5 separate regions of the Mus musculus genome follow, and all the other regions are linked to region 2. A link is a loop called in an ENCODE intact Hi-C map of the cell type or tissue named here. Cell type or tissue: heart. All regions are shown on one strand. Each heading gives the region's core, and the rest is flanking DNA. Links, peaks and the distances in the headings are about the cores only.

What was found. Peaks named below come from ENCODE experiments on the same cell type or tissue, not always from the same donor. Only the 100,000 strongest peaks of a DNase experiment are listed, where the experiment ranks them.
Region 1: it touches region 2 in a loop (2.3-fold over the local background); 2 of 42 quality-filtered maps call a loop at or near these places.
Region 3: a loop joins it to region 2, with 2.4 times the contacts of the local background. A loop is called at or near these places in 15 of 42 quality-filtered maps.
Region 4: it touches region 2 in a loop (4-fold over the local background); 16 of 42 quality-filtered maps call a loop at or near these places.
Region 5: it touches region 2 in a loop (2.9-fold over the local background); 13 of 42 quality-filtered maps call a loop at or near these places.

What each region holds. Positions count from the first base shown.
Region 1 is chr14:54,462,618-54,468,517 of GRCm38, reverse strand. Lrp10 (low-density lipoprotein receptor-related protein 10) reads right to left here and starts at 4,371. Exons shown (of 7, transcript NM_022993.3): 1 at 3,907-4,371; 2 at 3,570-3,614; 3 at 2,809-2,944; 4 at 868-1,058; 5 at 1-754. The coding sequence starts at 3,943. In heart, for the core only: a CTCF peak has its summit at 3,627; DNase peaks (open chromatin) are centred at 3,857, 4,047 and 4,397; H3K4me3 peaks cover 2,092 bases; H3K27ac peaks cover 1,427 bases.
Region 2 is chr14:54,358,176-54,364,075 of GRCm38, reverse strand. It overlaps Oxa1l (oxidase assembly 1-like), which reads right to left and starts at 3,235. Exons shown (of 10, transcript NM_026936.3): 1 at 3,159-3,235; 2 at 2,608-2,754; 3 at 581-794. The coding sequence starts at 3,221. In heart, for the core only: a CTCF peak has its summit at 2,869; a DNase peak (open chromatin) is centred at 3,155; H3K4me3 peaks cover 1,753 bases; H3K27ac peaks cover 1,573 bases.
Region 3 is chr14:54,424,440-54,430,339 of GRCm38, reverse strand. It overlaps Mrpl52 (mitochondrial ribosomal protein L52), which reads right to left and starts at 3,431. Exons shown (of 5, transcript NM_026851.2): 1 at 3,380-3,431; 2 at 3,249-3,306; 3 at 3,102-3,169; 4 at 1,692-1,756; 5 at 590-758. The coding sequence starts at 3,407. The coding sequence ends at 612. In heart, for the core only: no CTCF peak of the experiment used is centred there; a DNase peak (open chromatin) is centred at 3,469; H3K4me3 peaks cover 1,982 bases; H3K27ac peaks cover 2,042 bases.
Region 4 is chr14:54,410,471-54,416,370 of GRCm38, reverse strand. It overlaps a transcript of Slc7a7 not described here. Among named protein-coding and RNA genes, the nearest start is that of Slc7a7, 3.2 kb to the right of the region's middle. In heart, for the core only: a CTCF peak has its summit at 3,425; DNase peaks (open chromatin) are centred at 2,450 and 3,350; H3K4me3 peaks cover 723 bases; H3K27ac peaks cover 1,664 bases.
Region 5 is chr14:54,252,056-54,257,781 of GRCm38, reverse strand. Dad1 (defender against cell death 1) reads left to right here and starts at 3,853. Exons shown (of 3, transcript NM_001113358.1): 1 at 3,853-4,150. The coding sequence starts at 3,940. It also overlaps a transcript of Abhd4 not described here. In heart, for the core only: a CTCF peak has its summit at 3,715 (motif pointing right); a DNase peak (open chromatin) is centred at 3,781; H3K4me3 peaks cover 2,640 bases; H3K27ac peaks cover 1,997 bases.

The DNA of each region.
Region 1 (5,900 bases), core at 649-5,648, 100 kb before region 2:
CAGAACGTCTGGTAGTTGCAGCGGTCAGCAGGCAGGTAGCAGGCTGTGGCACCAGGGGTGCCTGCAGCTCCACAGGGGAAGTGCCCTGGTGGGCAGCCAGGGCAACCCTCCTCATCTGTGCCATCGGCACAGTCCCATGAGCCATCACAGCGCTGTGCCTCGCTATAGCAACGCTCACCTAGGTTCTCACTAGCCCCCAGGCCAGAGCCCAAGCCACAGGGTCTGTCCCAAGGTAAACAGTAGCCCCGGACATGGTAGGTAGCATTAAAGCCCCGGCCACTGCTCCAAGCAACTGTGTGGTAGGACACAACAGCCTGACCAGACAGGGTCTCCACAGTGACAGCCTTGCCATTGCTGAAGTGGGTGAGGCTACGTAGCAGTCGAGGGGTCTCGGGGGGTCCAGCACCATCATACACATGCACTGCATCTCCGTAACTCAAGTCCAGGGCTGTGAAGCGCACTGCCAGCCTCCGGCCATCATGGGGGTCCAGCAGCCACAGGCAGGACTGGGGGTGGGAGACTGAGGCCAGGTGTGAATATCCAGGGGAAGAAAAGACCCCATAAAAGTCCTCCAAGGTGAGATTGCAGGCCAGAGTTGGTGCGGGGGCTGGGTTCAGGTTAGGGAATGGATCTGAGCTGCAGCCTGCCTCGTCTGAGCCATCCCCGCAGGCATCAATCCCATCACAGCGCTGAGCAGCTGGAATGCAGCGGTGGTTCAGGCACTGGAATTCTTCTTGCAGGCACAGTAGCCAATCTGCAGAGGCATCAAGAGACAGGGAAGTGCCAGAACTCCCAGGATCCTTGCCTCTTCCTGGGGGACTCCCACTTCTCCTCCAATGGTCCCACCACACACCCTGTTCAGCCTACCTTGACTGTAAGTCAGCAAGAAGCCCTGGCCCATGGGTGCTCTGGCCCCAGCATAGCTGTATGTAATGGTGACATTGCCCCCTGGTAGCTGCAAAGGGCCAGAAGGGGCCTCACACAGGGAGATTGGTGGCTGTAGAGGGGAGTGCAGGATTAAATGCTCTGAGCCACAGGCCAGATGCAGCTTCTGGAACCTATGAGGTACAGAAGAGCAAGACATGAGATGCTCTGGAGATTTGCTCCCCCACCCCCACCCCTGCCTCCCCTCTTGATGACAGGTCCCTGGTAGCCCAGGAAGCACAAATGCTTCCTTACCCATGATTCAAAGAGCCAAATGAGAACTCAGCCAATAGAGTCGATGGGGAAAAATATAAGCAAGGGGCAAAGTTCCAACAGAGGTGCCATCAGACCACAAGACCCTTCCTAGAGTCCTTTGAGAGAACCGATGTGTTCAGGGACCAAGGTGAGACCAGGGTTATTACTTTCCAGTTGTGGCAATACCATAACCCAAGCACAGTGCCCGGTAGTTAGCTGACAAAATGTATCTGTTCAATTAACCACAACAGCTCAGCTCCATAAGTGACAAGGGAAAATCTGAAGTCCCCAGGGCTGTACCACGGGTCAACAGTCTCTTTTTAGATTGTTCTCTCCTTTATATACCTTTCTGAATAAATTCTTTTGTGTTTCCTTTGTTTATTTTGTTTTTGAGATAGAGTTTCTTTATGTAGCCTTAGCTATCCTGGAACTCAGGATTTAGACCAGGCTAGCCTCGAAATCACAGACTAAGCTTGTCTCTGCCTCCTGAGTGCTGGGATTAAAGGCGTGTGCCACTACCATCCTGCTCTCTGGGCAAGTTCTCATCAAGTGAAATGTATGAGGCAAACTGCCAAATGACGTGGGCCCCAATGAGGAGTCTTAGGGGTACAGGGCTGGGATTGTTGCTTAGAGGTAGGGTGCTCTCATCTAGGATGTGTGAACCCCTGAGTTGTTTCCCAGTACTGAAAGCAAAATAAACAAAACAAAAACCACCAAAACCACACAGAAACCACAAACAACAAACCAACCAAATGAAAACCAAAAACCAAAAAATAAGAAAAAAGAAAAAGGAATACTGGGCATAGTGACTCCACAGGAAAGCCCAAAATCTGGGAGGATGAGATGGAGCTAACTTAATACCAACCTGCTGGGCTGCACAGTGAAATTCTGTCTCAAAACCAGAAAAAGGGGAGGGGGATGGGCTAGAGAGCTGGTTCAGCAGTTAAGAGCATCGAATGCTCTTCCAGAGGTCCTGAGTTCAATTCCCAGCAACCACATGGTGGCTCACAACCATCTGTAATGGGATCTGATGCCTTCTTCTGGTATGTCTGAAGAGAGCAATGGTGTATTCAGATAAATTAAATAAATAAATAAATCTTTAAAAAAAAAAGGAGAGGAGAGGAGAGGAGAGATAAGGGGAGAGGATGTGAGAAGAGAGAGGGGGGAGGGGGAGGGGAGGGGAAAAGGGACAGGGGAAGAGGAGAGGAAGGGGGAGGGGAGAGTAAGGATGGAGTAGTGCAATGCAGAAAGGCAGACCCAGAGAAGGTTTGTTTTGCTAGAGACTGAACCCAGGACTTCTGCACACTCCACACAAGCATTCCACCAATGAGCTAGTAATACAGTCCCAACCCTGAGGAAGGGACTAAGTTGATTAACAACTAGGCCACACTATGATTCAGGGACTCATCACAAGTCTAGCTGAACCCAGAATAATTTCTAGAGTCCTTTTGAGATGGACAGTCCCCAAGCTAAATATCCACCATAGCTAAGCCTTTACAGCAGACCCAGACAAACCAAATTCTCTTCTGCTGACAAGGATGGTAATATCATAGAAAGGTGATCAAAGGCTTTTTCAGAGGGAGAGGGAAGGGGCAGTAGAGAGAAATGGGGACTTGCCTTATTTCTCACCTGACAGTTACTGTCTGATCCTTGCTGCCCAGGATAACCCAGGTGCAGTTGGCAGGGGAGCTTCGGCTGTCCCGGCCTAGAGGCCTCTGTAAAGTGCCTTGTACTTCTGAGAGCACAGCTGGGGGCGCCTCACAAGCTAGAGGGAGAAGGGGGGGGAGACACTGGTAGAGTTCTTTAATATTCTTCTTCCCCTCTGAATGCCTCAAGATGGCAAAAATCTCCACCCACCAGTTACAGCCAACTGGTCCCTCTCCATTTTTTTTTTTTTTTGGTTTGTTTGTTTAAAAACAAAAACCTTTTGTAACCTAGGATATCCTCAAAGTCACTATATAGCTGAGGCTGGCCTTGAACTGATTCTCCTTCCTCTGCCTCTCAAGTGCTGGGATTATAGGAGTTGACAACCCTACTCCTTTTCCATATTCTTTATACTTCATCTTAAGTATTCACACTATAAGTAATGTTACTGTAGGCTTTGTGCCAGCCACAGGGTCAGTTGGCAGAGAAATACTGTTTCTACTCTCAGGAAGACCTTACCCTAACTAGGGAGACAAAACACGGATATTACACATAAAAAAACGAGATGGTTCTTAACAACTACCAGGTGCCAGTTCACATTGAGCCTCAGTTTCCCCTTCTGTAAAGTAATGGATGATACCTATTCTAAAATTACAGCAGACTCCAGGATCCAGGGGAGAGATTCTTTTCTCTAGGGTGCATCTTCATTCCCATGCCCCAGAACCCTAGGAACTCGCTTTACTTACCAGAACGTGGGAAAGTGATCCGGTCTGGGCGGGCCAGAGCACCTCCTAGAGGGGGAATCGAGAAAGGGCAGCAGAGAGAGTCAAGTTTTCTTCACCTGGGCAACTCCAAGGGGAGGCCCATCTGAGACTTCCGGACAGTTTATAGGAAGGGGTAGAGGAGCCGGAAGGAGGTGCGTGACCTCGCCGAAAGGTCGCCTTCCCTGGCTGTGAGTGGGAGGGACAGTGTGGGACAGCCCGAGAGGAGGCCGAGGCTCGACGGGGCGGCGGTCGCAGGGGTCGTGGGTCACCAAGGAGGGCGCGGGACGGCGGGCAGTGACACCGGGGCGGGGACTCTTACCGAGGAGGAGGAAAAGAAGAGGGAGGGCCGATAGCATCCTGGGTTGAACAGGGGTGCCGGCAGGGTCCCGGGGCGCCTCTTGTCTACCTGGCAGGAAGCTCCTCGCCGGGTGGGGGCTGCATAGCCCCGGTGCGACCCAGGCTCGGGGTGCCAGGGCTGGACGCACGGCGGAGAGGAACAGGCGTGACGCCTCTTGCTAACTTCAGAGTTGATCGCTCCTTACCAGTGCCCGGCGGTGCTCGCCCGGAAGGCCGCGAGCGCCCCGGCCAGGCCCGGCCGCACCTGCCGGGCTCGACGCTGCGTCCTCCGCGGACCAAACTTTGTGGACTGCCCGTCCCCGAGCCGGCGTGCGGCTCGGTCCCCGCGGCCCTTAGGGGACGGCGGCTTTGCACAGCTCGCGGTGCCCCAGCGGACCCCGGCCGAAGCCCAGCAGCCGGCGACGAGGGGCGCGGCCAGCTTGGCCCCACCCCTGCCAGTCACCGCGCGGCCACGCCCACCTGCGCTCAGCTCCTTTCCGGGTTGCTTTTGCCGTCACGCTCCGGATCGCCCTTTGGCTGCCGCCTGCGTTATCTTTCAGATGTGTCTTGTCAAAGGATGTCTGCTTTTCCCGCCGTAACTGCTACGTGTCTTTGGACCCTTAAATCCTCAGTACTTTTTCTTCACCCAGCGCCTTAGATCCCGTAGCGCTTCTGGTAGTAAGCCTTTACTGAACCAATTACCAGGCGCTATTATAATTATCTGTTACAATGTTTATTCATCACTCCCGCCCCCGCCTCAGCTTTGGAAACTGACACTTCCTGTAGGCTGGGGCCTAGACTGGGTACCTTTGTCCCAAGAGTGTTGCTTGCTCTCCTGCTGAGATGCAGTGATCTCTACGAATGGTAAAGACATAATATGGCTTCACTTGCTGGATCCGTGAACTTGAGAAAATTACTCCTCCGTTCAAGCAGTCCTGTAAAAATTGAGGGTCATGATAGTGTGACTCCCTCCTATGGTACTTGTGAACATTTAGGGTAACATTGTAGATTGAGCCCTAAGCACGTTGGCAGACATAGGAAGTGAGGTGTTTCTATCTGATAGCAACAATTATTCTCAGTTACAGGGTAGTATTATTAAATTTTGTGGGTTTCCGGTTTCCTGTGGCACAGGTGGGTAATATTTACAAAAGAATAACAAGTTGAATATTTTTTTTCACATTTCAGGCTTATACCTAAGTACATTTAGTATACATATAGTAAATATTTAACAGCGAGATGTTTGTTCCTCTTGTCAACAGTCCTGTGAGGTAGTCTATGGTTACTTCCATTTTACAGATAAGGAAGTGCTGGCATGGAGAAGTTTAGTAATACCTTCCCCAAATCTGAATATTCAAATCTGAATGGCTCCCACTGTTTTAAACAATTTGAGCACCAACATAGTGCCACAGGTGGGAAATTCCATACAGTAAAACTTTGTTTCATCTTCAGCATTGCTAAAAATACTTGATTAAATTTATCATCAGGCTACTTGTGATGTGTATATGAAACATGAATAAATGCCATCTACCTGTGTGCTGTGGCATACATTGCAACTTGTGTGTGTGTGTGTGGATGAATGATTAAAATAAATGTCAACAAATATTTTCAGTGCTTCTAGAGAATCACTCACCATCTGCTAGGTATTAATCATAGCATTTTGCATATATTATCTCACTGAAAGGTGACCACACCTCTGAGAAGTCAGTGTTGGAAACTGAGTCACAAATAGTTGAGATACCTTGTTTCTAAATCAAACTCTTGGCATATAAAAGAGCTAGACTCAGACAACAAGACTCAGTCAAGTTGTCTGGACCAGACTCCCTGCTGCTAGAGATGACATGGTAGATTCTAGAATCCTCAGATCAAAGACTTTGTTTGTTTTTGAGAGGTCTCTTGTATCCTAGGCTGGCTTTGAACTCCTGGTTCTCTTGCCTCTACTTCCAAGTGATGGCATCATAAACCCGTCACCATGTCCAG
Region 2 (5,900 bases), core at 593-5,592:
TGCATGATTAGTCATCAGATTTATTGGATGTGGCACTATTTCAGTGGCATTAGGAGGTGTGTGGCCTTGTGAAAGGAAGTATGTCAGTGGGAGTGGGCTTAGAGGTTTCAAAAAGCCCATGCACGCTACAGGCCCAGTAAACACCCCCACCCCCACCCCCACCACCCGCCTATGGATCAGTATGTAGCCCTCAGCTACTTCTCTAGCACCACGCCTGCCTTCCTGCTGCCTGCCTTCCTGCTCCCTGAGATGATGATGGACTAAAACTCTTGAAACTGTAAACAAGTCCCTAGTTATATGCTTTCCTTTATTTATAGGAGTTGCTTTGATCATGGCATCTCTTCATGGCCACAGAACAGTGACTAAGGTACGAGGCTAGCCTTGAATTCTTTAATTAACTAAGGGTGAACGCTGACCCTCCTTCCTCTACCTCCCAAGCACTGTGGGCAGATAAGTGGCTTTCTAACACTCTCTAGGAACTAAAAGTTGAATGTTACCATCCCTTTTGGAATCACCTGATTTTCTGACCTCTACACTTCTGTCCCCAATTCTTCCACCCTTGCCCAGGATGTCCTCTTACACGTGGCAATGGCTCCCCACCACGGCAGGCCCAGGTCGACATGTATATATTCCAAGAGGTTCTGGATGAGACCCACCGGGGTGTAAGAACCAAGCCCCAGTTCTGTGAAGCTCGGTTCGGTAGCACACTGGACTACATCTGCAGCTCCTCCAGAAGCTACCTCTGGTACTGCAGCAGGGATAGAGGTAGCAGGAATAACAGGGGGTGCCTGGACCTGTGAGGAACGAGACCAAGTGCCGTGAGTGGGATGTACAAAGTTGAGGATCCCTTATGCTAACAGTCCTGGGCTCTATTTTCTTGCTTTGACTTCTTGATCTTCAATGATGGCCAATGGTGTCCATACAACCCTGCCTTCAAAGGACAATATTTTTTGCCTCTAGCAGGATAACTTAAGAGAGTGTCTCATGGCTTCCCTTCAGGCAGGGAACTTGCTTCCCACATCACGGTTCCCAGACTTCAGTCATCTGAGTGAGCATCATGGTCATTGCCCTTCCCATATTCCAAATCAACAGTACTTGGAATCCTTTTGTTCTGTGCTAGAAATTGAACTCAGGGCCTCACACACATCTGGCAAGAACACAGACCACTGACTGAGCTGGCCCTCAGCCCAAAATTCTCTTTAATTCAATTTTTTTTCCCAATCTTTCTTTCTTTCTTCCTTCCTTCCTTCTTTTTTTTTTTTTTTAAATGGTAGTGGGTGGGTGGGAAGGTTAGTTTTGGAGGCAGGATCTTGATTGCTCTGTAGTTCAGGTTGGCCTTGTACATGCTAACCAAGAGCTCTGTTACTGACTACATCCCAAGACATGGCTCAGGGGCTAAGAGCTCCAGCAGAGGATCCATTTTCCGTCGTTAGCACCCTTGTAGAGCAGCATACAGCCACTGGTAACTCCAGCCTCAGGCTCTCTAATGGGCACTCATGTACACATGCACACCGTCACACACACACACACACTCATAACACAATATGATAAATCTCTCTGAGAAAAATCCTACACAGGCTTCTAAGAAACAGTATTCAAAGAATCACACAGATCACAAACACACAAACTCACAATCACATTTCACTTTATTGGCTTACCACCACTCCTCTGGTAGTGTCTTGAATATAATACAAAATTTAATTAATTAGTTAAATTTATTTATTTATTTATTTATTTTGGTTTTTCGAGACAGGGTTTCTCTGCATAGCCCTGGCTGTCCTGGAACTCACTTTTTAGACCAGGCTGGCCTCGAACTCAGAAATCTGCCTGCTTCTGCCTCCTAAATGCTGGGATTAAAGGCGTGCGCCACCATGCCAGGCAAATTTAATTTTTTTGTTGTTTTGTTTTTTGTTTTTAGAGACAGGGTTTCTCTGTGTAGCCCTGGCTGTCCTGGAACTCACTTTGTAGACCAGGCTGGCCTCGAACTCAGAAATCCACCTGCCTCTGCCTCTCAAGTGCTGGGACTAAAGGCGTGCGCCACCAACCGCCAGGCTTAATTTTTTTTTATCTTGTGTGTGTGATGTATGTAGGCATGCATGCCACAGCATGTGTGGAAGTCAGAGATGAACTTTGTGTGGCGCCTTCTTCCTTCATTATTTATTTATTTATTTTTTTTCATTTTTGAGACAAGGTCACACTACACAGCTCTATGTTGACCAGGCTGGTTTTGAATTCAGAGATCTATCCATCTCTGCCTCCCAAGTGCTGGGGTTACTAGGATTGTGCCACAACCTGCTCCACCTTTACTTGGGTTCCAGGGTTGGCACTCGGTTTACCAGGGTTGCAATAGCAAGAGCTTTTGTACAGCAGGGTCATTTTGCCTGCCCTACAAATTTCTCAGCACTTTTAGGCATTTCCTCACTGAGTTGCCTGAGATGAGAATCTACTTCTACTCCAAACAGGTTAATATTAGGAGGAACTTAGGAGGAGTGTGAGAACTCTGCTACACATTCACTGTCTCCCGCAAAACAAAACAAACAAAACAACACAGAACCAAAAGAAAGGGGCCAAGAAGTCGTGCTCCTTTCCTCAGCGGGAACCTCTTACCTGGGCTTCTGCAAAGAGGGTGGCAGATGTACTGATGCAGCGAGGAGTGAAGACGGCGAGAAGAGCACAGGGTGGCCGCCCGTTACCCCGGCGGGCTGCGAGGAGCTCGGCGGCCAGCGGTCTCAGGGACACTGCGACGCTATGGTACTGACCATGTGAAAGGAAGGGAAGGCCTTGAGTCCCAGCCGACCCGCCTCTCCCGCAGACAGCCTGCGGTTGCAGCAGTGGGGCGCTGCAACTCTGCTCGCACAGACTACAGGCCCCGAAGCCATGCACTGGAGCGTGCAGGGTGCAGCTCCGGTTAGGGTCTCCCGCATCCTGTTACCGAAGCCCGGGGACGGGGCCCAGAGGTCACGGCTCAGGGTCGCAGGCAGTTTCCAAACAGCTACAGAGAAACCAGGCCACCAACCCCGGGACGTAACCCGGTGGTGCCCTCACGCGACCGGAGGTCATGACTCGCAGGTCGCAGTGACCAGGTCAGCATCTGCTCGTGACCTCAGCTCAGGTGACAAGGACAAGGCAGCATCCCCGCGCTTTGGACGGAACCTTACCGAACGCTGGGGTCGTAGGAGTCGCAGAAGCTGCCAGCGACCGCACACTAAATTCCTCGCCATCTTGCCGGGAAGAGGGAACTTACTCTCGCGCACGCGCACTCAGAACTTTGACGCTGCGGGGGAGGCCATTTTGGAAATGGGCAGGCAGTCAGACCTGACGTCACAGATCAGGTAGTGAGGGAGAATGAAGACAGGCGATGGTATTTGAAGTGGTTTAAAAAAGTCAAGATTCCGCAGAGATTGAAACTAAGAGACAGAGGCAGGCGGATTTCTGAGTTCGAGGCCAGCTTGGTCTACAAAGTGAGTTCCAGGACAACAGCCAGGACTATACAGAGAAACCCTGTCTCGAAAATCAAAAAAAAAAAAAAAAAAAAAAAAAAAAAAGAAAAGAAACTAAGAGACAGGATGCGCTGTTAAGTGGCAGTGTAAACATAGCATATTTCCTGTTTTCCCTTCCATTTCCCAAACTGTAATTGTTCCCTGGGTTAAAATAATTCTTGGATTAAAAATGGCCTTTACTCTTGGAATAGTGCCTCAAATCTATAATCCCAGCATTTGGGAGGCGGAGGCAGGAGGATTGCCTAAAATTCGAGGTGAATCTTGGTTACCTATTGTGTTTAAGGCTAGCCAGGACTGCAGAGAGACCCTGCCTGTCACAAGAAGATAATGAATAAACAAAATCTCAAACTAGAATTAACCCCACAAACAGGCAAACCAGAAAGGCGAAAACAATAGCTTTTACATCTGTGCTTGGCGTGGGTTTTTTCTTACTGCAAGGTAATATTGTAATTACAGATCCAATGAAATTTGAAAGTAGCCTGGAATCTGACAAAGCTATAGGGAAGGCAGTTTCCGGGAAATAACCGAGGAAACTAAAGATGAAAGTTGAACTTGATGTCTTGGATCTGTTGTCTCAAGATTGTTACTATCTATTTGTAGATTTTGTTGTGTATTTTTTGAAACTAAAAGCTTCCCTAAAGCATAAATTGAAATAAGGTGGGTATGGTGCTGCACGCCTGTGATCCCAGCACTGAAGAGGAAGCTGACTCAGGTAAGTGGTGAGTTCAAGGCCAGCCAGGGTTAAAAATGGAGACCTTATCTTAAAAAAAAAAAGTAATGTGAAAAATAAATTACTGCTCAGGAAGGAGGGGGTTGATCACATATACTTCTTCATATGCTACTAGATACTTTGGAGGAATAAAAACTTATTTATTTCATAGATGTCGTGTGTTGTATGAGTGTACATTCTCGGAGGCCAGAAGAGGGATGGAGTTAGAGGTGTTTGTTGCATAAGTGTTGGGATCTGAACTCTGGTATTCACCATGGTGCAGCAAATAGTCTTAACCGCTGAGCCATATCCAACCCCGAAATTTGCGACTTTTATTTTGGAGAGAGAGAGAGAGAGAGAGAGAGAGAGAGAGAGAGAGAGAGAGTGTGTGTGTGTGTGTGTGTGTGTGCGTGCACATATTCTTATGTATGTACATAGCAGCTCACAACCACATACACCTCCAGTTCCAAGAGTTCTGACACCTTTGTCTGTCTCTATGGATACTAGGCAAGTGTGTGGTACAAATACATATAAGCAAGCACAACACTCATATATGCATGCCTAAATGTCTGTCTGTCTATCTATCTATCTATCTATCTATCTATCTATCTATCTATCTATCTATCTATCTATCATCTATTGTCAGATGTGGTGGGAACAGGCCTTTAATATCAGCATTCAAAAGGCAGAGACAGATGTCTTTCTGTGAGTTTGAGACCAGCCTGGTCTACACAGTGAGTTCTAGGACAGCAAGGACTGCATAAAGAAAGTCTGTCTCAACAAACAAGCAAAGCAAAAATCAAACAAAAATCTTGGAAAATTTTATCTTTTTTGTTTAGGCAAAATTAAATATTACTTTAAGGAAGACAATACACGCTAACAATTTCAACAATGTAATAGTCACATTATTTAATATCTGATAAAATTTAATAAGCATGATGTTCAATAAAAAATGAACAGAGCTAAAAAAAAAAAATCAGGGCTGGAGAGATGGTTCAGTTAACCTGAGTGTGATTCCTCACACTCATACAGTGGGCTCAAAACAGTCTCTATTTCCAAATCCAAGAGATTTGATGCTCTCTGCTAGTTCATCGGGTATCAGGCACTCCACATAGTGCACAGACATACATGAGGGCAAACACTCATACACATAAAATAAAAATAAATGATTTTTAAAAATATGAAATATCAGCCAGGTAGTGGTGACATACACCTTCAATCCCAGCACTACAGAGGCAGAGGCAGGAAGATCTCTGTGAGTTCAAGGCCAGCCTGGTATACAGAGTGAGTTCCAGGACAGTCAAGGTTACACAGAGAAACTCTGTCTGGAAAAACAAAAACAAAACAAAATGGGGAAAAAATCTGAAATATTAGTAGGAGCAGAGAAAAGTAAAACAAGCCACCCAGAAACAACAGAACACAGTTTACCCAGAAACAACAGAAAACAAGCCACCCAGAAACAACAGAACACAAGCCACCCAGAAACAACAGAACACAAGCCACCCAGAAACAACAGAACACAAGCCACCCAGAAACAACAGAGATGATGAATTAGCAGAAAAGAATGCTGCAGTGCCAGGTGTCAGGGTTTAAAGGTTGGGGAAAAAAATAAAGAAAGAAAGAAACTATGAGAGCCAGAAACAAAATCCGAGAGACTTAGATTGAAGACACAGGGGATGCAGCTCAGAGGG
Region 3 (5,900 bases), core at 438-5,437, 66 kb before region 2:
CATGTACCCAGATACTAGCTGCTTGTTAAGAAAGGGACTTCTAACAGGTATGGTGGCACATGGCTTTAAATCCAGACAGAGGTGGGAGGATCTTTGTGATTGCCAGACAACTTGGTCTACCTGGCCAGTTTCAGGACAGCCAGTGCTACCGTGAGACCATGTCTTAAAAAGGAAAAAGATCCTCAGGTGGAAAGACCTTTTCAAGAAAACATTAAATGCCAACTGTATGCATCTGAGCTGTGCATGGTCTCTTAGTGACAAGAGTATGAGGGTGAACCAGGGAAACTGCTGCTGCCCCTTTCTTCTCTCACAAAGCAGTTGCTTGTGGTTGATTAAAAATCCCAAGCAGGCCAAGTGATAGGTGGTGGTGTGCTTAGCTTTTGTTAAGGCTCTGGGCACGTTCTTCAGCACTAGGGGCAAAATGATCCCAGAGCAAGATCTGGCTGAACTGGAATGGGGAGGACTAAGGGCACTGGGCCAAGCCTGGCAGGCAGTGATTTTAAGGTCTTTTGCTATCAATACAAGTGGTGGGGAAAATGACTTGATAAAGCATTCAGACTATAGAAAAGAAAGCCAGAGAGAGTCTGGGAAAGTGGGGCAGGAGCTGCTTTTTATTGATTCGGAAGTGGGCTTCTCAGTAAAGTCCCTTTAGGTTTGAGATCATGTTCCTTCTTCCTTTCTTCCTGCAATTTCTGCTGCCTGAGCTTCCATGCCTGTATTCCAGCATCCATTTCCTGTGTCAGCAGTACAACTCGTCTCTGAAACAGACAGGAAGAGAGTAGGTGACATCTGGGGCTCAGGCATATGTACCACTGAGCAGGTCTCCCCCTCCCCCCCCAAAGCCAAGTGTTCAGCTGGATACTGATGCATCACGCTGACGGTGTGAAGCTGAGGAAGGTCAGCTGTTGGTTTCTGCAGAGTGCCCCGCTCCAGTCTTCCCTTCTCAGTCGTAGTAAAACATCAGCTTGGCCAGGTAGGGGGATACATCCTTTGATCCTAGTACTTGGGAGGTGAAGGCAGGCCCATCTCTTGTGAGTTTGAGGCTGGCCTGGTCTACATGCCTCATCGAAAGAAAGAAAAGGGACTGGAGAGATGGCTCAGAGGTTAAGAGCACTGATTGCTCTTCCAGAGGTCCTGAGTTCAAATCCCAGCAACCACACGGTGGCTCACAACCATCTGTAATGGGGTCTGATGCCCTCTTCTGGTGTGTGTCTGAAGACAGCTACATTGTACTCATATAAATAAAAATAAATAAATCTTTAAAAAGATAAGTTAGTTGGGTGTAAGGACTGGAGAAATGGCTGCTGCTGGTGTGCCTGCCTAGCAGGCAGGAAGCCCTGGATTTTATCCCATGCACTGCCAAACAGTAGCTCAAGTACAACACAACTTAAAACAGATTCTAATTTATGGGGCTGTAGAGATGGCTCTCTGCTCTTGCAAGGGACAAGGGTTCAACTCCCAGTAGCCACCCCAGAGCTCACAACCATCTGTAATTCCAGTTCCAGAGGATCTGACACCCTCCTCTGACCACTACAGGTACCACGAACACATATGATGAACATACATTGATACAGGCAAAACACATGTATATAAAGTAAAAATCAATCTTAAAGAAAATGAAGATAAATGATGATTTAAATTTTCCTCCTCCAGTCATAAACACAGCCTTTGGCAGAGTCCCAGCTACTCACTGCAAGCTTCTCCCTTTGAGCTTTTCTTCGAAGTTGGCCTTTCATTGGGGGTGCAGGGCGGCCATCTACAGACAAAAGTAAACAAAAGGCATAGTGTTAAATGTGGTCTGGGGATCCTGTCCAAACACTGGTGTGATAGGGATTGGAGAAGAGTAAGCCCCTAGCTCCACTTTTCCAGGTCACCCTGACTATGGTTGGTTGGGTGGATGCTGGCGTGCGTGAGGCTGTAGGTTCAGGGCCCAGTTCTGCTCATCAAAAACAATACTGAGGAGGATCCCAGTTCACAACCACAACTAAAACTCACCTAGCCTCAGAGGTGAGGTCCAACAGAATCACGAAATGACTTCATAGGCACGCTCTTCCTATCATTTAACCCTGTCATTAGCATGGACCTAGGGCCGTCTGCCAAGCTGAACTCACTTTTCTCTTCAGAAACCCTTCACTCAATGTGTCTCTTTGCTAAACTTCATCTCATTGTATAATGAAATATAGGGTTTTTTTTCTCCCTCACTCTTGATTTTTGAGGCAAGGTTTCACTATGTAGCCAAGGCTATCCCCTAGCTCTCAGTGCTTCTGCCTCGTGAGTGCCGATTGCAGGCATGCGTCACTACTCTCTTTTAATTTTGCTTTTTTTAAAGTTTTATTTTTATGTGCTTGGGTGTTGTGTTTGTATGTATGTCTGTGCACCATGTGGGTGCCTGGTAAAGGTGGAAGTGAAAAGATGACATTGGATCCCCTGGAACTGGAGTTACAAGCAATTGTGAGTCACCCTGTGGGTGTTGGGAATCGAACCCATGTCCTCCGGAAGAACAGGCACCGCATTTTAAAGGCATCCTTCAGTCCATAAGTTTTTTTTTTTTTTTTTTTTTTAAAGAGAAAAAGACTTCTCTGTACTGAGTCTGCCATTTCAGACTTGTAGGGATCTTCGGTGTTCTTTTCAGCAGCTTTTCAAAGAATTCCTTGTACATTTGCAAACGAATTGTCAAAATACACTCACCACACATGTGAGAGTTTTATCCTTCTGAGAGGATAAAAGTCATACATACTTCCAAGCCCAGAACAGCCCACGTTAGTATTTCCTTATACCTTCAGGATACGATCCTGACAGCTAACTTTCCTTAGCCAATTACTATTTCTTGATTGATACACAGGGTCTCATTCTGTAGTTCAGGATAATCAAGGATTCCTTACATAGCACTAACCTCACAGCAATCCCTCTGCCTCAGCTCTCCAAACCTAAAACCTCAGGGGTGAACTAACACCCGGCTACACAGTCAGGCAAAGGTAGAGCTGCAGTCCTCCAACTCAAGTAAAAGGTTCACTATTTTCCCAGACACGCCCCCAACCCTTACCCCGGTGGTCTCGGAGGAAAAAAAACAAAAACAAAAAACCCTTGACATCAAGGCTCACCCGCGAAGGACCAGTCAGGGAGCTCCGTGAGGGGCCCATAGCCGGAAGGGTTGGCAGCCAGCCCTTGCCTGGGTGGGGGAGACAGTGTGGGTGAGGACGCGGCGGGATACTAGGTCCCGCCGCGCCCCCGCCCGGCACGGCACTCACTGGAGTCGCCACTGGCCACCGGCCCGCGCCACTACGCTGCAGTGCAATCTCCGGACACCTAATGGAAGAGCAGGGAGTTAGAGGGCTGGTCGCCCCGCGGCTCCCGTGTCCCCAACCCCACAATCACTCACTGGACAGCCAGGTCCCTAAGGCAGCCATGCCGGAGCAAGGGAACCGGAAGTGGGCGTGGCCCCGGCAGCCACGCGGGACGCTGCCGGGAAAACCGGAAGCCGACATCTTGAATGTGGTTTTCAATCGCCGGTCCCACCATCTTGCGTTATCGTACGGAAGTGGGAGTCAGCTGTGGGCTGAGTGTTCTGAACAGGAGGAACTGCCCCGCGCGTGCATCTTGCACCCTCCGAGGTGGTTGAGATACCTGTGACCGAATCCTTCGCAGCTGTTTCCAAGTCCTTTCCCGGACGTTCTCCAGACTTGGGAAATTTAGGGTAACTCAGAAGTGTCGCATCCAACGAACCTCATTGTGCAGCCTTCTGCTTCATTTTAACGTTTGTTTTCTGATATGATCAAGTGTAGAACGAGTTGGAAAAATTTGGTTCTCATCCAACGGAGTCGAAGAAGTGGTGAATGGGTTAGGAGATTATAGGGGTAGCTAAAAAACAGTCCAGATAAGGCATTTGAGTCTAGGAAGACAAATGATCACAGACATGACTAATAGTGCAGCCCAGTGGTGGGAAGGGAAGTATATGTCATTTGCAAGACTATGTATGGAAGCACGGATCTGAGGACACTGTTAAACATTTTTTTGAGGAAGTTGTACTGGTGCCAGTTATTATTTTTTTTTTTTTTTAAACAAGGTCTCACCATGTAACTATGGTACTCAGTATGTAGCCTAGGTTGGCATCGAACTCATTGAGATACATCTGCCTCTGCTCCCGAATGCAGGGATGTAAGGTGACTCTGATTCTAATTTTAAACCACACATTCTCATGAGTTAGGTATACTTTTTGAGTGGATTAAACCTGGAAACTGAAGTGCTCCCAAACCAAACCTGTTGAATCCAAACATGATGCTACGATGGAGAATTACACACCCGAAGTCATGACGGAATTTTTGTCAAAAAAAATCAGGTGCACTAAGGGCTGGCGATGATGCTGTGGTGGAATACTTGTCTAGCATGCTTAGACTGTGGATTCATCCTTAGCATACTCAAAAATAACATTCAGCATGAAAGAATTTTATGCTTAGAATTCAGGTCCATCCCCAACAAACATATATTCAAATGTTCCCAAATCAGGCATTTCTGTATTAAGGGCCCAAGAGTTGGACAGATTCCCTGGTAGGCAGACAGATAAAAGACCATGACTAGATAATGATGAATTTCCACGATGTCTGGTTTCTTCCTCTCCTCCTAGCCTGAGACAAAAGCCTGGCAGCATAAAACAAAGAATCTTGTGGGCTTTCTCTCCCTCCCAGTAGATCTGCTGATAGACTGACTCCAGGAATTCAAGGCTGGATTGGTACATGTTCCAAGACAGTTGTGGGCCAATCAGCCATCCTTTTTCTCTTTAAATTTACCAACCCTAAATTAGGGGAGGAAAACTTCAGAGACTTAAAAACTCCAGCCTTGGAAAAGGACTAGATTTTCAGTCTTCTGAGTCCCCCTTCTTGGCTTTGCAAAGGCACTTTTCTCTGTGTGTGATGCATGTATATGTTGCTTCACCCTTCAATAAAGCCTTTCTTCAGTTGCTGATTCTGTCTGAGCTGTTTGCGATGTTGGAGATTTCTCCACTGCTACCTGTCACATCTGAGGATTTCCTGCCTATTAATTCTTTAGCTGACAGTAGAAACAAGACCGATCAAGGCCCGTGATGCTAACAATACCAAGCATTTCAAATAAAGGATATTCAACCTATAAGCTAGAGCTTCCTTTCTCCCCAGCACCTCTTTTGAGATAGGCATCTTGCTAAGTAGCTCTGGATGACCCAGTGCCTGCTAGGTAGCCCTGGCTGCCCTCAATGCTCCTGCATCAATCAGCCTTTTGAATACTGGGATTACCAGTTAGTACCACCATGCCTGGCTTGCTTTATTCTCTTTGGTATTTATTTTTGCCTTTGAGGAACTCCTTTTTCCTTCCTTTCCCTTTTTTATTTCCTCCATCTTTCCTCCCTAGCCTTTCCTTTCCCATTATGAGACAGGGTCTTGCTCTGTAACCCAGACTGGTCTAGAAACTCTTGAGTTCTTAGTTCTCTGTTACAGGATATTTGATTATTATACATTAGAAAACCTAATTGCTAACGAAATACAGAAGCTGTCAGATGCAGTTGGGTGTGTCCTGAAGGGAAGCAGTTAGGGTGTGCCTCTAAAAGTTTCAAATAGATAAGATACTAAAGAATAGGAAGTTTCACCTATTTTAAGGCAAATTTCTTTCTTTCTCTCTCTTTCTTTCTTTCTTTCTTTCTTTCTTTCTTTCTTTCTTTCTTTCTTTCTTTCTTTCTTTCTTTCTTTCTTTCTTTCTTTCTTTTTTTTTGGTTTTTCGAGACAGGGTTTCTCTGTGTAGTCCTGGCTGTCCTGGAACTCACTTTGTAGACCAGGCTGGCCTCGAACTCAGAAATCCGCCTGCCTCTGCCTCCCGAGTGGTGGGATTAAAGGCTTGTGCCATCACGCCCAGCCTAAGGCAAATTTCTTGGGAGA
Region 4 (5,900 bases), core at 393-5,392, 52 kb before region 2:
CAGAGAGACAGTATTGTTTGTTCTCTCTCTCTCTCTTTCTTTCTTTCTTTCTTTCTTTCTTTCTTTCTTTCTTTCTTTCTTTCTTTCTTTCTTTCTTTCTTTCTTTCTTTCTTTCTTTCTCTCTCTCTCTCTCTCTCTCTCTCTCTCTCTCTTTCTTTCTTTCTTTCTTTCTTTCTTTCTTTCTTTCTTTCTTTCTTTCCTTCCTTCCTACCTTCCCTCCCTCCCTCTTTCTTTCTTTCTTTCTTTCTTTCTTTCTTTCTTTCTTTCTTTCTTTCTTTCTTTCTTTCTTTCTTTCTTTCTTTCTTTCTTTCTTTCTTTCTTTCTTTCTTTCTTCTCTCTCTTTTCTTTCTTTTTATATATATTGATGGCTTGTGTGCGGTCCCCTGCCTTCTTAGGGTACAGTGGGGAAACAGAGCTCTTATGATGCTTATCTGCTCTTGGCTGAGATGTTGACAAATAGTACCAGGAATGAAAAGTGTCACAGAGAAGAATGTTCTCAGCAGGGAGAGCAATCAAACAATGGCACAGACTTTGCAAAAGCTCTTTGGTGGGAGTGAGGTTGTGTGGTCCCAGCATGAGGCCGCGAGGCCCCCTTCTGTGAGGGGAAGCAGGGGCAGCTCTGTCTCTCTTCCTGTGACCTTCCCTCACTGACACCCTGAGCTTGTCCCCGGAGTAAGATTAAAGATTCCTGGTCAGCCAGGAAGTGGCCTGGGATCTAAAAGAGCATCACAGTTTCCTTGGAATACTTCTGATTCCGTGCCAGGGATTTCGGATTTCTGCCTTTTGGTAACATAGTTTGGCTCCCCATCTAGTGATGCTAGAGTTGTGCGTGAGTACTGCACTTGAATGCAAGAGTCGTTAGAGGCCAGAGATGCAGGCAGTCAGGTGCTGCCCGAGGTGCCCGAGGTGCCTGAGGCGGCTGTGGATTAGCAGTGCGTGCCATTTCTCTAGTCCCCAGCCTGAATTCTTGAGTCCTTATCTGGAGTAATTTATGGAACAGCTGGCTGCCCGAAGGCCACAGTCACACCTGAACTGTGCAAATACTTCTTGTGCTGTGAAGTGCCACTCCCCTGGACACATATTTGTATGGTCTACATTTTCAGTGGTTTAATATGCCTACCAAGAAATGATATTTTTGATTCTGAATATAAAGAGGTTCGTCTAGTTTAAACTTTAAAAGTTTTATTTTATTTATTTTTTATTTATTTTATGTTTTGCCTGCATGTATGTCTGTGTGAGGGTGTCAGATCTCCTGGAACAGGAGTTACAGACAGTTGTGAGCTGCCATGTGGATGCTGGGAATTGAATGTAAGTCCTCTGAAAGAGCAGCCAGTGTTCTTAACCCCCGAATCATCTCTCCAGCCCCGTAAACACTTTTTTTATTAGTGTGTGTGTGTGTGTGTATCCACAGTGCATGTGTAGAGACTAGAGGACAACTTTGAAAAAAAAATTTTTTTTGAGACAAAGTTTCTCTATGTATCCCTGTCTGTCCTAGAACTCACGATGTAGGCCAGTCTGGGTTCAAACTCACAGGAGCTCACAGAGACCTGACTGCAGGGAATAGAGGGGTAAACCCTGCATACCACGTGTGGCCAGAGGACAACTTTTGGGAGTGGCTTTTTTTCTCTGTCCTCTGTGGGTTTCGGGGCTTAGATGAGCTTGTCAGGTTTTGAAGGCAAGCTGTTTTTCCTGCAGAAATATCTCCCCAGACCTCTCCTCGTTTTCAGTCCAGGGTCACATTTTCTCTGTTTCTGCAAAGTAAACATTTAACAGATATTTAAATAACAGTGGTTTGAAAAGCTGCCAACTTTAGGAATGTGCCCAGGGTGGCACAGGCCTAGTTGGTTTTTACCTAGTAACTCAGACCCGTTGTTGACAACTCCTCAGCCAATTAGAGATCTGAGCTGGGACCTCGCGCTCGCTGATATCTGAGTCCAAACTTGTCTGTACCCACAGGTGGCCTTTGTTGGTGTTCGTTGGCCTCCTTGGTTTGTTTTAGATGCTGAAATGGCACAAGCTGTTGAGCTAGGACTGCTGAGTTTCACTGGCGGGATCTTGAGATCAAAGGCATAAATAAGCCCAGAAGGCAGGTTGGAGAGTTTTAGGACACAGAGTGGAGGAGAGGCTCGGGAGGGCGCTTTCCTTTGCACTTAACTACTCAGCAAGCTAGGGCCACAAGGAAGGCTCTGGGCTGAGGTGGGGAGGAGGAGCCCGGCAGAGGAGATGCCCGGGTGGCAGCAGGCTCTGAGGACCTCCCTGTCTGACCAGGCAGTCTCAGCTCCGGCTCGTCCTCTGGCCCCTCCCCACCGCCGGCCAGAGTCACACATGTGTTTTCCTGTTTTCCATTTCGGTCCCAGGCACCCTCTGCCTTTTCTGCTCCTCCGTGTCAACAGCTGCTGAAGTCACACCCCCATTCTCTAACTACCACCCCTCACCCCAGTGTGCTGCTAGCCCCCTCCTCCCTGCACTTGCCCAGAGGTCTCCCGGACAGGTAAGAGGAGGGGAAGCAAGGGCAGTGGAAGTGTAGGGAGCGCAGGGGGAGGATGGAGTACCTGAAAATTGGCCAAAGAGAGAGAGGAAGAAGAACCTTATTTCTTGGCCCCTATCCCTGGCACTGTCTAGGTAGAGCTCTCTGTCCGGAGACTTCAGCTGTAGTTAATGGAAGCTCTGGTCAGAGCAGTAAACAGTTTTCTTTTTTTAATTCACTTTTTTTTTTTTTTAAGGAACGGTTTGAGCTATAGTGGAATATAGAAAAACAAATGGAGAACTGGAGAGGGAGGGGCTATGGAGCTATGGAGGCCTGGTGAGGAATCCAACTACACTAGCATGTATCTGTTTTGTTTCTGTTGTTAAGGGAGGCAATGCAGACCAGTTAAAGAGCGGAAGGCAAGGCTTGGGGTCTCTCAGGGGAGAGAGGGTGTTCTCGCAGTAGCTCACTGAGCTTGGCAGAGGAGTCTAGACTCCGAGCTGTGTGTAGGTTCCCGGAGGAAGGGCATTTCTGGTGGTGCTGTTGAAGCATGAAGCATGGTAGTTCAGCACTGGCTAGCTGCTCTGCCAGGCCCTCCGTGCCTGGTGTTCTGCTGCCTGCTCCCTGGAAGGCCTGGACTGGGAACTTCTTTAGGCTCTAGGATGAGTGTATTCTTTTCTGGAATAGCCATGATGTCCTTAGCGATGAGCACAGCAAAAGAAAGGGAAAACGACAAGCAGTGTGTCAGCATCTGTAAAATCTGCCCTGGCTGAGTTCCTCTAGAGTGGTGGAAGCGTTACAGTGAGAGCCAAAAGGGGTGTCTTCTTGCCTTTGGTGCTAGGCAGTGGTTGAGGAAAGAGGGGGCACTTCCATGAATGGCAGGCAGCCTGTCTTGCCTGGTTGCAGAGGCCTTACTGGCAGCTGGAAAGAGGATTCCATTTGTTGTACTTCCTGGAGAGACCACTAGGGCATGCTGTTTGCTGGGGTGTGGGTTCCATCCATCCTTCAATTCCTTAAGGACTTCACTGGTTTTTGTTGTATATTTGTTTGTTTGTTTGTTATCAATCATGAGCTCAACCTCCTGGACCCTCACATCCTTTTCTCCCTTATTCTTTCCAGGGATTCACATTTGAGTCTGTACTCCACTGACGGCAAGGGCATTTTGATCCTAAAAGGGCAGGTGTCTTGATGTGTGTTTCTGTGTCTTCAATAGAAGTCACAGTACTCTGGGTAGACATTGTCACTTCTCTCTCTCTCTCTCTCTCTCTCTCTCTTTTTTTTGTTTTTTTTTTTTTTGGTTTTTCGAGACAGGATTTCTCTGTGTAGCCCTGGAGCTCACTTTGTAGACCAGGCTGGTCTCGAACTCAAAAATCCACCAGCCTCTGCCTCCCAAGTGCTGGGGTTAAAGGTGTGCTCCACCATGCCCGGGCGTCACTTCTCTTTTTCACCCCAAATGACAATGGGAGGTGCAGCCGGAAGGCAGTGACAGTGATTCCACCCAGGCTGTCCCCCTAAAGACTGCAGATTGCTTTCCAATCTAATCTTAGTCCGCCCTAGGTAGGTAACTCATTAGGGAGCCACCTGGGGTGGCTTCCTGTCTAAAGGGATGGTCTGGTGACCAGAGACAATGACGGGCCAGAGAGCTGGAAGCTGAGGAGACAGCACAGCTGTGTGATCTTCACTGCCTGCCTCCTCTCCACTTGGCACCCTGCAGAGTGTGTGGTACCTGCTTCCTGGCTGCATACTTTCCATCGAGCTAATGCATTGAAATGCACAGTGGGGTGTCTGGCCTGGACAAGGACTCAGGCAGTGTTAGCACTACCATCATGGACGTGTTTCAGGGGAGGCTGGGAGGAAAGGGCAGTGTCTTCAAGACGGATCTCAGATGTATGTAGGGCTGCCTTGTGAGAAATGCAATCTTTAAAATTTTTTTAAAAATTCATTTTTATGTGTATGGGTGTTTTGCCTGCATGTGTTTATGTACCGTGTATGTATTAGTAGCTATGGAGTCCAGAAGAGGGCATCAAATCTCCTGAAACTGGAGTTGTGAGCTGCCATGTGGGTGCTGGGTGTGGTGCTCGGGTCTTCTCAAGAACAGAAAGTGCTCTCAACTGCTGAGCCATCTCTCCATCCTCAAAGCACAGTTTTTGGGAGGCCTAAGCCCAGCATCCCATCTCGGTTTAGCTAAGAACATCAAGGGGCTGGGCTGGGAGGGTGAGTGAGCATAGAGATGAACTGTCTCTGACTATTTCTGTAGAATAACCAAAGAGTGAAGAAGAGGTAGAAGAAGAAGGGATACACAGTTGGGTTTCAGAACAGGTAAGCTGCCAAAAAAGGCTCAGTATACCAGAGTTAAAGTCGATTATAAAGGTAGAATAAACTGTGATTTCAAATTGTAGAACTTTTTCTGTTTATTCTGGGCCTGTCTAACATAGTTCAGTGAAACCTTATTTCCACACTATTTTTGTGCCTTGGGGGTAGGTAAGCGCTCTACCATTGAGCTATACTCCAACTTTCCATACACACACACACACACACACACACACACACACACACATACACACACACATTATTATTATTATGTTAGCTTGTTTTTTTTTTCTTTTGAGGCAGAGTTTCTCCTCATAGCCCTTGCTGCCCTAGAACTCACTCTGTAGACCAGGCTGTCCTTGATCTTTGAACTCAGAGAGCTCCCTGCCTTTGCCCCCAGAGTGCTGGGTTTAAAGGTGTGTACCACGGTGCTCAGCTAATTTTTTTATTGTAGTGCGCGCACGCTCGTAGAACAGTAGGAAATTTTCTCCTTCCATCATGGGCTTCATCTTGGCAGCCCCTCTCCCCCTCCCCCACCTTTGACATGGGGTCTCTAGTCTGGCCTTAACCAAATAGGACCCTCCTGTCTCAACCTTCTGGATGTGGGATTACAGGTATGAGCCATTCACGTCTGGGCCTCCATATATTTTTAAGAAATGGAGGAAAGCTTGTACTGAGACCTACATAGGAAGTTTTGGGCGCTCCAGAGGTTGTAGTGTGTTTCCCTAAGAATGAAAGAGCATAATGGTGGAATGGAGTTGGATCTAGAAGTTTGATCTCATTTCTGAACCATATTTCTTTTGAAATCGCTCGAGGGTCAGACTTTGGGGGTGATGCCCCGGTTTAGAGGCAGCCACCCCTTTCTCTGCATGGGGAAGTGTACAGCGATCTCACTTAGAGCGCCACATGGGGCGTCTGAACCACTCCCATACTTCCGCCAATCTCAGCCTGTGAACAATGCGTCCCATTCTCTAACCTTCCTGCCTTTCTTGTTTCGGGTGAGAGAGAGAAGTGAAGTTTGGGTGGGCCATGGAGGGAGGACACATGGGGAGAGGTCTGTGCCACCAGTGCTCTGTACTTGGTAACTTATTAGACTCTCTGGGGTTTCAGAGAGCACACCCAG
Region 5 (5,726 bases), core at 727-5,726, 110 kb after region 2:
TGATAACAACGCAGCCTCCTGATTGCCATCCTCAGAATCTAATTCAGTTAGTTTGGTTTGAGGCTAGAAAGCTGCTTTTTTTTTTTTTTTTTTTTTTTTTTTGCATTGAAGGTGCTGGTGTTCCAGAAGACACACTAGTTAAACAAATAGAACCCATGGCCAGAAGTCTGGGTTAAGTTCAAGTTCTTAGCTTTGTCATTTATTTCCTGATCTTGGGCAAGTCATTTTGTCTGGCTGCTGCTGCTTCTGGAGTGTGTGGCTTGTGAGAATTCACTAAGGCAATTCAAAGAAGATTTAGCATATGTACTTTAACAATGATGTATCTTATGTCCAAAGCCAAACATTATGTTACACAAAGAATCCAATGATAAAAAGAAAGGAAGTCATCTTTTTTGGTGGTCCCCCCCCACAGACTCCCCAGGCTGGTTTTGGAGAGCTGGCAACTATGTAGTCAGAACTTAGTTCAAACTTCCCTCCTTCTAAAAGAGACCCCCATCATCAGGGCACCACATGACTTTAGTTTATTTTCCTCAGAACACCATTTTAAAAGGCTCTTGCATAATCCATACTCATTTGCCCCTCCTCCAGAAATTAAGTTTCAGGGGGGAGTCTTGTCTGTTTAGCACCCTGCTTTGCTCCCTGCCCACAGCAAGGTATGTGCTTGGCACTTGGTGAATGCATGGACAAGCAGGCTAGTAAGCATGCCTGGCTGACAGAATGAAGCATTAAGTGCTAAGAATGAAGTACTAAATTCTGAGGGTACTAAGTACTAAGTAGCTGACAGAATGAAGTACTAAGTTCTAGGACAACAAAAGCTCCCATAATCTGATAACCTATAAAATGTGGGTCCTTTTGGGAAAGGCTGATCAGGTGCGACTGGTATTAGGACTTTAGATTCTAGAACATATATGCAGAGAGCATTAGTATTCTGTCTCCACATGTTCCAAATAAGCGTTAGCATAGTTGTTTAGAAGGAAGAATTTCAAGTATATGGAAAATGTTCTTTATAACAAAAGTTATCCTAAGGTATTCCCAGAATTGATATAACTCAGGATTGAGTAGATCTTCTAGAATTATATACAATGAAATGAACTCTTGGTACCTACTCTAGACAGGCCTCTGGAGAGAAAAATGTATTCTCCCCTTCTTATCTTGAAGTCAAGACACATATGGAAGAATATATCCTATCTTAAAAACATATCTTTTAAAACATACATGATTTGATACAAAAAGAGTACATAAAGTACTGTACTTTTTTTTATTTTTTTTCTGGTTTTGTTTTGTTTTTGTTTTTTTTTTTTGAGACAGGGTTTATCTGTGTAGCCCTGGCTGTCCTGGAACTCACTCTGTAGACCAGGCTGGCCTCCAACTCAGGAATTCACCTGCCTCTGCCTCCCAAGTGCTGGGATTAAAGGCGTGCACCACTACTGCCGGGCTGATAATATAATTTCTTAGGAGAAAGAATGGAAGAATCACAGAGTATGCCCCCTCTACTCTCCCATATCTTATATTGTGGAGCACCTTAGTAATGAAGCCTCTAAGGTCTTCTCTGACTTCTGATTTGACTTAAAACCCAATGTGTCTTTGCCAGTCATCAGATTTACAGTGCTAGCATCATCTTTTGCATGCCCAAAGTATTGGAGCTTTGCAGTATGGCCGAGTTTTAATTATTTGGAGAAACAGAGGTCGTTCATGTCAGAATGAATAATTGTTAGCAAGTGCAAACATCTTCTGGGCATTTATCATGGGCTCTGGACTTTGCTGCTTAATGTTTGACATTATTTCATTTAACCCCAACGAAAACAGTGCTGTGATTCAGGTATTGTTATTTCCATGTCATGGAGATGGAAAATGAGACCATAGTGGCATATACCTGAAATTTCAGCACTCAGTAAGCAGAGGCAGGAGGATTGCAAATTTGAATCCATTCTGGGATACATAGTAATTTCCAGGCGAGGCTACATAAAGAAACCTTGTCAAAAAGAACACAAAGAAGGAAAGCAAGAATTAAATGTTAAGTGATCAGTCTCAAGTTAAGTAATTAGTAGTATGTAGAATCAAAGTTTAACACCCTCTTTGTCTGACTCTGGAACTTGAACTTTTATCTACTATCCCTCTGCACATGAGCTTTTTACACATAGTAATGTTCTGACTCACACTACTCAAAACCAATGACCGTATGAATCCCTATTGAGAGTTTAGTTATGTTCATATACTGAACACAAAACAAAACTTTTCCGTATTGTTAATTCAGGTAGCTGAGAAAATCTGGAGTTCAGAATGGCTTTGTCTTAGAATGAGTATGCTTGTCTCAATAAGTGATGTCTTGCATTGATTCTGTCTTCCTAGGGAACTCCTATGAAGATGTTAATGACAAAGATCAAAGGCTAAGACACTTCTGGAAGGTGCTGGGATGATGGCACAGGAACTTCTGGAAGAATTCATTACTGGATAATTAGAAACAGCCAGTTAGCCCATTTGGCCTTAAGTTGACGACCAGAGGAATCTGTTCTACTTGTGCTGAGACAGGGAGAAGGGTTCAATTGCAGATGCATTTCATATTATGTGGAGTAGGAACCCGTCTGGTTATCCTTCCACATCCCACCCACTCTACAGTAACACAAGAGCACAGAGGCTACATTTCTAGGAGTGCAAACTTCTCTCTTGTGAATATGGATTTACCTCTTTTAACAGACTAAGGCTTTCCAAAGACACGAGTGATTCACTGGAACCTGGGCAGGGCTATTTACGTCTTATTGGATTGTGGCGCTAAGTGTTTCCGGGCTAAATACAGATAACAAGCGACAGTAGTTCAGTTGCGGGTTTAGAAATGCTGCTCAACTAGTTAGGCAGGGCAGTTGGAAGTGTCTTAAACGCTGAAATGAAGTACCGGATTCTATGCGGGTAGACTTTTTAACTGAAAGATGAGATACTAGGTTTAGAAGGTCGGGTTATTGTGAACTTGTAATGGCAGTGCAAACCAGAAGGCAGAACTTAAGTTTTCTTCAGCTAAAACGCTAAAAAGCAGTTAATTGTACTTGTTAAAACCTCAAACTTTCAATTCTTTTTCTATAAAATGATTCAGAGGATCAGGTTGAAACAAATATGCTCTTTGGAGCCATTCAAGGAATATTATAACAATACCTGTTGTACAATGTCAGTTTGCTGCTGATCCTGACCCTTCACTCTACGCACAAGTGACTATCTCTCTTTTTAGACAGTGACTGATTAACCTAAAAATTCCTACAATATAACTACAGCTATTGGACCTCCTTGGTACTCAACGAGCGTTTGTTGAATGAATGAATACCTGCTGGCTTAGGTTCTTCGTGGGGCCCAGATTCAGCCTTCCAGTTCAGGATCCTGTAGAGGTCAACCCTCTCCCGCCAGTGTAAACCGGCGCTTGGCCCGTATAAGCATAGTTCTCACTGCGGAGGAACTTGACCTGCTCTAATGATCGGTCATAGGCATCTGAAGATAGAGCTTTTAAGAGAATTAGGGCCAGGCAGGTTAAGTCCCTGGACCGCCAGCTTGGTCTCTAAGCAGATTCCCAAGCTAGACCACTGAGGGGGATCAAAGAGAGCCGGAACTCTCTGGGAAGCGTCTCTGTCCGCTGTTAAACCTCTCCCCTTGTTCCGGTCACAAATCTCGTCGCCAGAGCAACAGAGGGCGTCAACAAACGCAGGGCGGAAATAAGGCTATAGTACACGTCTCCAGAGGGGGAGATAGGCCCTGCGCAGGAGCATTAATTTATTTCCGTTTGTAGTTCTCAGTCTGGGTATGCAGCCTGTGTCTGCGCATTAATTGTGACGCACCAAGGCTGGCCTTTACGCCGGAGCCAATTGGCCCGCCGGTGTGGGCGTGGCTAGGGCCCGCTAACGCGCACGCGCGAGCCACATCGTCTGTGGTCGTCCGGTATCCGAAGTCCCCGTGTTCGTCATGTCGGCGTCTGTGGTGTCCGTCATCTCCCGGTTCCTGGAGGAGTACTTGAGCTCCACTCCGCAGCGGCTGAAGTTGCTGGACGCCTATCTCCTTTATATACTGCTGACCGGGGCGCTGCAGTTCGGCTACTGTCTCCTCGTGGGCACCTTCCCCTTCAACTCTTTCCTCTCTGGCTTCATCTCTTGTGTGGGCAGCTTCATCCTAGCGGGTAATGATTCTGTATCCTGGTCATAATGTCCCACTTTGGCGCGCAGCTTCGTCCTCACGGTACCCTTTGGTAGTTTGTAGAAGGCCGTCGTCTGTGAAGTCACGCTTACTTCTTGGGATCCAGGAAGCAGGCTCAGAAATGTCACGTTTCTAATGCCTAACAGGAGTTGAAACTGAATATGTAAAGAAATAGTCTTCTGGTGTTCGTCGCAATTAATACTTCTCTAAGGAAAAATATCCTACCTTGATGAAACTTTAACACAAATTTAAAGTTGGTAGAGCTTTAAATTAAAATGCCAAGCTGAGACATTTCTATCACTTTGGCCTAATCCCTACTTCATCTAGGAGAAGACTTTGGTGATAGTATAGGAATATAAATATTAGTGACTGCTTGTGAGGAGGCAACCCAATTGATGCTGGCTTTTTAGTTGCCCCTACTTATTTCTGTGCATAATTTATGTGCTTTTTCTCTTTACCCTCAACTCAATTTTTATTCACACAATTGTGTATTAGCTCTTCTTTCTTCTACACATTTAATAACCTTACAGACTTCCAGGTTTAATGAGGATTGCCGCCATGGATTTCATCTGAAGTCTGACTTTTCTTGCCCCATGGAACTGAGAGAATACTGGGAACAGGTTTGGCTTAGGAATGTTACTACCAAATGTATCATGGTCAGTCAGCAGTGTTTTGGGGGTTTATTAGCAATTGTTTTCCTCAGTGAATTACAGCTGGTTTGGGCAGAGACAAAATATAGCATTGGACTTGTCTGGAGACTTGATTTAGTGTCTTAACATAAACCTCACGTCACATGTACACATTCACATTGCTAGGTCAGGCCCACTGGGAACAATTTTACTTTTCAGAACTTAAATAGGCCCCAGCCGACTTGTGCCCCAGTCAGAGCTAGAGCTGCAAAGTCAGCTTATTCAGTGGTCATCATAGTGTCTTTGGTTTTTGGTCCAGTTTCTGGAGGCTACACCCTAACCATCAGGATATGTTAGCACCATTAGCCAGGTCTGACAAACCTCTCTACTGTGCCCAGTACTGTTCCCGACAGAGAACAGTAAGAGGCTGAGAACCTCTTACTTATTTAGCCTCTGGTTATGGAAGTGTAGGAACAGAGTGGGGCTAACAGCTGATTTAAGTAAGGTCTCTCCTGTTGAAGCCACCCATCTTCACAAGCCTCTGAGTTAAGTCCTGACTTACCAGAACTACATAGAAAAAAAGTGATTTGCTGGAAAGTTAGGTTAGTGCGCTCACACTCTCTCTTTCATCCCATCTGTCTTTCTTTTTTTTTTTTTTTTGGTAGATGACTTTTGCTTTTTTTTTTTTCTTTTAAAGATTTATTTACTTATGTGAGTACATTGTAGCTGTCTTCAGACATAGCAGAGGAGTGCAGAAGATCTTATTACAGATGGTTGTGAGCCACCATGTGGTTGCTGGGAATTGAACTCAGGACCTCTGGAAGAGCAGTCAGTGCTCTTAACCACTGAGCCATCTCTCCAGCCCCAGCCCCAGCTTTTGCTTTTTTTTTTTTTTAATGTTCTTTTAAAAGTATTTTTGTGAGCATCTTT